Regions from separate parts of the Mus musculus genome. Here region 2 is linked to region 1. A link is a contact called in ENCODE Hi-C or POLR2A ChIA-PET data. All regions are on one chromosome and are shown on one strand. The core of a region is the stretch at or near the end of the contact, and the rest is flanking DNA. Distances in the headings are between cores, read along the strand shown. Region 1 holds the start of Pex6 (peroxisomal biogenesis factor 6). Region 2 holds the start of Cnpy3 (canopy FGF signaling regulator 3).

Region 1 (3,782 bases), core at 630-3,129:
ATTACACAAATACACACGAACACACGCATGTACAAAAAGACGAAATACAACAAAAAGATTGGACAATTCCATTGAGACAAGTTCTCATGTATCCTAGGCTGGCTCCAAATTTACCACGTAGCTGTTGCCTCTACCTACCTTGTTGCTAGGAAGACAGGAGTCTATCAAACCAACCACACTTGGCTTTATAAAGTGCTTGAGATCAAACTCAGGGCAACAGCATGCCAGACAAGCACCCTACCAACTGAACTACATCTCCAGGCCAATTTCAGGTTCATGACCTAAGGTATTTCCAGGAGCTAAAATCAGAAATCTAAATATTTTCTCATCTTCTGGGGATAAAGATACCTTAATACATGTAGTCAATACTCAAACTTTCTGATATCTGATGTCCAAATTGTTCCAGAATGTATACTATACAAAATAGAAGACTATCTCAAAAGGTTCGACTGTAAAGGAGACAGTCTGACAGTAACTGGAAAAAAAATACAAGGTCCAGAAAAGGGGAATAGCCACAATCCAATATATTGATTAAATGTATTTCACAAAAACCTGTATCTGTTAATTACAAAGGAGACTTCTGGAGGGGGGCAGTTGGAGAGATGGCTCAGCTGTTAAGAGCACTAACTGCTCTACCAGCAGGCCCAGGTTTTATTCCCAGTACCCACCTGTCACTCACAAGTGTCTATAACTCCAGTTCCAGGGGATCTGACACCCTCACATAGACATACGTACAGACAAAACAGCAGTGCACGTACAAATTTTAAATAAATAAATCATAAAAAAGAAAGAGTAAAGACAAAGACGAAATCTAAGTAACTAAGGCTATTGGCTCAGTTCCCATCACAGAAGCCTTCAACCCTTTCCTTCTCTGTCGCCTTCTCTCCTATAGCTCTCCTAGAATTAGGTAAACTGTTCAAGCTTCAAGTTAGATCGGAGTAGGACAGAGAACGTGAAGGACCCAAGGCACTGGAACATGAGCTTTAAGGAGGGTGTGTTGGGAGAAGTGTGGCAACACCAAGCAACAGGGCTACATGAATCCCATGCATTAATTCAGCCAGCAGCCGCTGCATAAATAGATTGGCATAAGCATGGCTGGGGCAGTTTTATCCCACCATCCCCCTTACAACGTTCCCGGTAACCCTCAAGACGCTGTGCCTACAGCTGAGCAGGACAAACTAAGACATCCTCAGGAAAATGGACTTTTTCCACTTTTCTTTGTTTTTAAAGATTTATTTATTTTATGTAAGTCCGTACACTGTAGCTGTCTTCAGACACCCCAGAAGAGGGCATCAGATCTCATTACGGATGGTTGTGAGCCGCTATGTGGTTCCTAGGATTTGAACTCAGAACCTTTGGAAGAGCAGTCGGTGCTCTTAACCACTAAGCCATCTCCCCAAACCCCATCCTTCTTTTCACACCAATTATTCTTTTTTGTTTGTTTGTTTTGTTTTGTTTTTCGAGACAGGGTTTCTCTGTGTAGTACTGGCTGTCCTGGAACTCACTCTGTAGACAGGCTGGCCTTAAACTCAGAAATCCACCTGCCTCTGCCTCCCAAGTGCTGGGATTAAAGGCGTGCGCCACCACCGCCTGGCCCACACCGATTACTCTTGGTCAGTTAAATACTGAGTTCAAGTTATGGGGCATGAAGGTCGAGAGGACGCTACTTGCCCTACAGAATTGTAAAAATGCTCCTCCACTGAGTTTCAAAGGGCGCGTGCGTCGACAACAACGGAGGCGGTCGTCAAGCCAGGCTCCCCCCCACCCCTGTGCATCTTCTCAGGGGCCGACTTGGCCATCGGCACCCCGCCCACTTTCCTACCGGAAGCGGAAACGCCTCTCTTGCCCCGGACTTTTTCCGCCCCCTATTTCCGGAAGTGGAGTGGTTTCCTTCTCCTTCGCCATGGCGTTGGCTGTCCTGCGCGTCCTGGACCCCTTCCCGACGGAGACACCACCGTTGGCGGTGCTGTTGCCTCCCGGGGGCCCGTGGCCAGCGACGGGGCTGGGGCTGGTGCTGGCACTGCGGCCGGCGAGCGAGAGTCCCGCGAAGCCCGCGCTGCTCGTGGCGGCCGTGGAAGGGTCCGGCGCCCAGGGCGAGCAGCGCGGGCCGGGGCCTCCGCCGCTGCTGGTGAGCCGCGCGCTGCTGCGGGTCCTAGCGCTGGGGCCCGGGGCGCGAGTACGAGCGCGGCTTGTGCGGCGTCCCCCGGCCCTGGGCTGGGCGTTGCTTGCCACGGCTCCGGGACCCGGGCTAGGGCCTCGAGTCGGGCCGCTGTTGGTGCGCCGCGGGGAGACCCTCCCCGTGCCCGGATCGCGAGTGTTGGAGACGCGACCGGCCCTGCAGGGGTTGCTGGGCCCGGGGACACGGCTGGCCGTGACTGAGCTCCGCGGGCGGGCCAAACTGGGCCAGGAGAGTCGGGATCACAGCCATCCCCCGCCCCCGCCCGTAGTGTCGTCCTTTGCAGCTTCCCACTCGGTCCGGCGACTCCGAGGGGTTCTGGGAGGGACTGGAGATGCGCTGGGTGTGAGCCGGAGCTGTCTCCGGAGTCTCGGACTCTTCCAGGGCGAATGGGTCTGGGTGGCCCAGGTCGCAGAGTTACCCAACTCCTCGCAGCCGCGCTTGGCTCAAGTCCAGGTTCTAGAACCGCGCTGGGAGCTGTCTGAGAGACTGGGACCCAACTCCGGGCAGCAGCCGGGAGAGCCACTCGCTGACGGACTGGTGTTTCTGCCCGCCACTCTGGCTTTTAATCTCGGCTGTGACCCCCTGGAAGTGGGAGAGCTCAGAATTCAGGTCAGGAATGCTTCCTTTAACTTTTGCTCTCTTCCCTGTCTTTACTGAGTTGGAAGGCTAAATCTGTAGAATTCAGGTCCCCTGTGCCTTACAATTAGACCTTTCACTTAAGGTCTCTTAGTCTTGTATACTCATTTTCTCTTATCAAACTGTCTTTCACGTGTTCAGGTGAAACATGAGGTTCCCTGCCAAGTACCAGCTCTGCGTACCCCTAGTCTGTAACTGCGTTGCTACGTTAGAATGCTATCCTGGTACCTCTTGCTTTTTCCTTGACTGACTTCTTGTTCTAACTTTATCTGATAAAGCAACTGTCATTTCCGACCTAAACGTGACACTCGCATAAATCCTTTCATGATTTTATAACCACAACCTTAACATCATTTCTTCCTCTTGTAGCCTTTTGAGCCTTGTTAGGGTATATATCTTATTTATATGATTACACACACACTGTCTAGGCCTCAGTCATATATTGTACATAACTTGATATGTCTTATTAAATACATTTAAGAGAAGTTCTTGAAGTGTTTGATTTCTGCCTTTTAAAAATACAATTGTGCTTGGGAGAGGCGGGGTCTACAGTTTAGTTTCTAAGCATAGAAGTATATGATTTAGGCTGGTGCTGGCTTGAAAGGAAGCCAGTAGCCACGTAAAATTAACTAGTTAACACCAGATCTGAAGTTGATTTAACCTCTCTCGGGTGCCCAATGGCCATAGGTAGAAACAAAGACAGTCCATCAGAGTTAGTTGAGTGACTAGTTAACACTGAGATGGACCTAGTGTGTGGCCCAGCACCCAGAGCAGACAGACCAACCCTGTCCACTAAGATGTCCAGATGAGAGTGGTCTCCTTCTAACAGAAGTACAGTGGAGGACAGTCAGCTGACCAGCCCGTTAGTGGTGTCAGGACATATCTGAAGCTGGCTGTGGTGGCTCCTGTCTGTAGTTTTTGAGAAGCTGATGCACGAAAATCAGTGGGTTGAAGGTCAGCCTGAGCT
Region 2 (4,224 bases), core at 595-3,094, 41 kb after region 1:
TCTGTCTGATGCCCTCTTCCATCATGAGGCACTTATGCAAATAGAGCACTCGTATACAAAAATACATAAATAAAAACCTTACAAAACTTTAAAAGAAGCCGGGCAGTGGTGGCGCACGCCTTTAATCCCAGCACTTGGAAAGCAGAGGCAGGCAGATTTCTGAGATTGAGGCCAGCCTGGTCTGCAATGCAAGTTCCAGGATTGCCAGGGCTACACAGAGAAACCTTGTCTTGAAAGAGTAAAAGAAAAGAAAAGAAACAAAACAAAGAAAACAAAAGCCCAGGACTGGTGGGGAGGTAAGGGACCATCCTAGAACAGGTGAGACCTTTTAACAGGTATCTTCCAGTGAACTCACATTAACTCTAGGGAGTCTCACTTAAAAACAAAAAGTCCTATGTAGTTACAGTGTGTGTGTGCACACACGTGTGTGGATATGTGGATATGCACATGGAGGCCAGAGTTCCTTTCTGATACTGTTCTTCATCTTTTGTTTTTCAGACAAGGTTTCTCACTTGAACCTGGAGCGTGATCATTTGGTTGGACTGGCTGGTCTCCTGTGCATCTCTTTAGGTGCGGAGGTGCGGGGATCAGGGGTGCACAAACATTGCAGCGTCTGGCTTTTTATATCTGTCTTGGGGATCTGAACTCAGATCCTCTGGCAATCACTCTACCCACTGAGCCGAGTCCCCTGCCCCCATTCGCCACACATTTAACAGCTCAAATGGGAGGATTAATGTGTCCCAAACCACCAGCCCAGCATCCAGTGCTTAGGGAACATCTGGCCTGTGTACATCTGCTTGGTGCATAAAATGGATATCCAGAATACTCGGGGGAGGGGGGCCTTCGAGGACTTAGAAAGAAGGTCGATGGCTGCAAAGGTCTGAGAGGAAACTGAGCAATGATGAGCAGGGCAAAAGAGAGGTCTCAGTTCCTTGTCCTTCGATTTTTAAAATCTACCTCCTTCACTTCAGTCTCCTCTGCGCTCGATGCTTTCAAAAAAGTGACCTCTTGATCCTTTGAGTGTGAGTCTCTTCTCTCCACATACACTCACCGCCCCTCCATATAATCCTATGTAAAGCCCCCCCCCTTTTTTTTTTTGGTCTGCCAATAAATATTTGCAACTCAGTACCTGTTCTCAAGAAGCCAAAACCATACACAAATTAGGTTGTAGTGAAAGCACCACGGGAAAATTTTCAGGTTCCCTTTTCTACGTCATATGGACCTTTTCAGTTCCTCAAATTCGCCCTCTGGCTTCTAGGCCGGCAGGGCCTCCTCATCTGCCTCTGTTTCTGTGGTTTCTGCGGAGTGAGTTCCTCTGCACGCCATGCTTTCCCTGGCCAACTCTTCATTTCGCAGCAGGCTTCCTGTATGAAGCCTTCCCTCCACCCCCACCTCTAGTCTTGATGAGCAACTACCCCCGGATTCGCCCAAAAGCAGGGATCTCCAGGTTATCCGAGAGTCACAGCACCCAGCATTGCCGCAAAGCACACAGCAGGGCCAAGGAGACCCCAGCCCAGGTCCTGCCAGGCCCAGACCCTTCCCACAGGCCCCGCCCCCTCCCGCCCCTCGGGCTTGGCTACGCCCCGCGGCCCCGCCCCCTCACCTTCGCATTTGCTGGGCAATCGCACCCAGTCGGTCTCCTCAGCCCCGGCGGGACTCGGGCCTAGCTTCGGGGCAGGAAGGAGCAGCAGCGGAAGCAGCAGCAGCAAAGGAAATAAGAGGCAGCGGGGCGCGAGCTCAGACATGGACTCCATGGCCCAGCCGGACCCAGAGCAGAGCGGACCCGGCGGCGCTTCCTCCGGCAGCGCGCGCGGAGCAGCTTCCCCCGGCCGCTTCCGGGACTGCGCACGTGCCTCTGGGTAACCACGGCAACGGCGAGCTCCGGCCCGCCCCACGCCCGGTAGCCTCTAGCGGCTTGCGAAACCGACCAAGGCCCGCGGGCGACGCAACCAATGGGTTCGCTCGGCGTCTGCTTTATAGCCAATGAGAGGAACTATCTTTTTTTTTTCCCATCTCAGCCAATCAGAGAGCGGATGGTGGCTTTGGCGCCCTATAGCGATATCACTGCCAGCTAAAGGAGGCTCAGTAGCTGGAGCATCAGTTCCTAGCGGGTGAACCTTCATCATACCTTGGATGAACCAGCCTTGGGCATTCTAGCCCTGGATAACGGACTATCTTTCATGGTTTTGTTTCTTGTTTTCTGTCTTTTGTTCTTCGAGACAGGGTTTCTTTGTATCCTTGGCTGTCCTGGAATTTACTGCGTGGACCAGGCCGGCCTCGAATTCAGAAATCCAGCTGCCTCTAAGTGCACCTCCACACCGGGCCTCGTGGTCCTCTCCCCGCACCCCCACCCCCATTAAGGTGTTAATAAAAAAGTCTTTATATATTTATTTTGGGTTGGAAGACGACTGGAATCAGTTGCCTCCTTCCACCATGTTGGTTCTGGACCTCAAACTTGGATCCTTAAGGCTTAATGGTGGCCCTCTTTAGTCACTAACCTAACTCATCAACCCTAACCATGGCTTTCTTTATAAAGTTGCAAGCACTCACTAGACACCGGCTTTTAAGGCTTATTATTGCAGCCACTCACTCGAATAGATACTTAGGGCCTCACAACAGCCCAGATATCCAGTAATTGCGTTTCTCCTTATGAAAACTAGATTAATAAACAGATAAGAGTGATCCTCTTAGCCGGGCATGGTCACACGACTTTAATCCCAGCACTCGGGAGGCAGAGGCAGGCAGATTTCTGAGTTCGAGGCCAGCCTGGTCTACAAAGTGAGTTCCAGGACAGCCAGGGCTGCACAGAGAAACTCTGTCTCGAAAAACAAACAAAGAGTGATCCTCCTACATCTCGAGGTTTGCCTGTTGGGAAGCTCAAATCAATAATTCATGAATTAATGGAATTAAAAAAGAAATCCCTAGTTTTAGGGATGTTGCTCACTGGGAGATCTTTGCCTAGCACTTGACTACCATGTGCAAATCCCTGGTGATCCATCTCCAGGCTGGCATAAACCTGTCATTGGCTATATAGTGAGGGGGAGGGAGATATAGCCTGAGCTACTTGAGGCCATATCTACAAAACAAAACAAAACCACCTTGAAGTATGTGGGACAGATGGATAAACATCCCAGCATTTTTTGTATGGTATTCCAATCTCTTTTGTTATTTGTTTGGATTCTGAGCTCCTAAAAGGCAGGAACCTGGCATTGGACATTTACACTTCTCTCCTGCCTCTGCAGCATCAGGGGACTTGAGCTAAGAGATCCTTGCTGAGGGCTCCCTGGCTGAACACAGACCTTCCTTAGCTACAGAGGGGCTGCCTCGTGTGCATGAGGTTCTGGACTCAATCTGGCAGGAGATAAAAAGTGGGCAATATCAGTCAGGTGGGATGGTGCGGCTCCATCACACCAGAGAAGGTGAAGGCAGAAAGAAAGACCATAGCTTTTGGGAGAAGCAGAAGGATGAAGAGTTCAAGGCCAGCCTTGGTCCTAGGGGGACTCTCTGACTCCTCAGGTTTCCTTTAAACTGCCTTGAGCTCAACTCTGGGAAGCTGTTAGCAACTGCAGCGTTGTCCAGAAAGCTCCGTTTCCATTGAGTTTCTTTCCAGGTCTGGGTGGATTTGCTGCCCTTACGAAGACTTCCATGCCCAGCCTGTCCTTTGTAGTCAGTGGTGTCTAGTTTAAAGCAGTTGTGTCAGTAAGCCCCATCCCTCAAACTCCTCTAAGGGCCATAACACCCACACACCCATTCTCAGCCTTTTGAGGCAGGAGAGTGGCCAGGCCATAGGGGAGCAGGGGGGGGGGGGCTGGGTTTTGCTGCTGTGAACAGACACCATGACCAAGGCACAGACGCTCTAGATTTAGTTAAGAATTCAAAGTTCAAATGAAGAGACCCTGCCTCTCTACTACGTATATGGATATTCAGCACTCAGGAGGCAGAGGCAAGAAGCTCTCTGTGAGTTTGAGGCCAGCCAGACCGATGTAGCAAGATTCAGTCTTGAAGAAGCAGAAGTAGAAGAAAATGCAGAAGAGGACAAAGGGTAGGAGAGGGAAGAAGGATGGAGAAGGGAGAGGAAGAAGGAAGGAGAGAAAGGAGGAAGAAAGGAAGACTGATACAAGGAATCGGCAACATCAGCAAGGAGCCAGGAGCTACAGAGGTTTGCTGTCTTCATTAGGGTTTTGCTGCTGTGAACAGACACCGTGACCAAGGCAACTCTTATAA

Evidence for each region. Hi-C counts contacts between places; a loop is a spot of excess contacts on that map. ChIA-PET counts read pairs that join two places held with the same protein, here RNA polymerase II (POLR2A).
Region 2: a loop to region 1 is called in a map of heart, with 2.4 times the contacts of the local background. The contact joins the promoter of Cnpy3 here to the promoter of Pex6 in region 1. A Hi-C loop is called at or near these places in 2 of 37 maps with a recorded cell type or tissue (heart and regulatory T cell). POLR2A ChIA-PET finds 5 or more read pairs at or near these places in 3 of 5 experiments (Patski and embryonic stem cell).

The regions. Positions count from the first base shown.
Region 1 is chr17:46,709,597-46,713,378 of GRCm38, forward strand. It overlaps Pex6 (peroxisomal biogenesis factor 6), which reads left to right and starts at 1,880. Exons shown (of 17, transcript NM_145488.2): 1 at 1,880-2,788. The coding sequence starts at 1,904.
Region 2 is chr17:46,750,370-46,754,593 of GRCm38, forward strand. It overlaps Cnpy3 (canopy FGF signaling regulator 3), which reads right to left and starts at 1,845. Exons shown (of 6, transcript NM_028065.4): 1 at 1,604-1,845. The coding sequence starts at 1,754.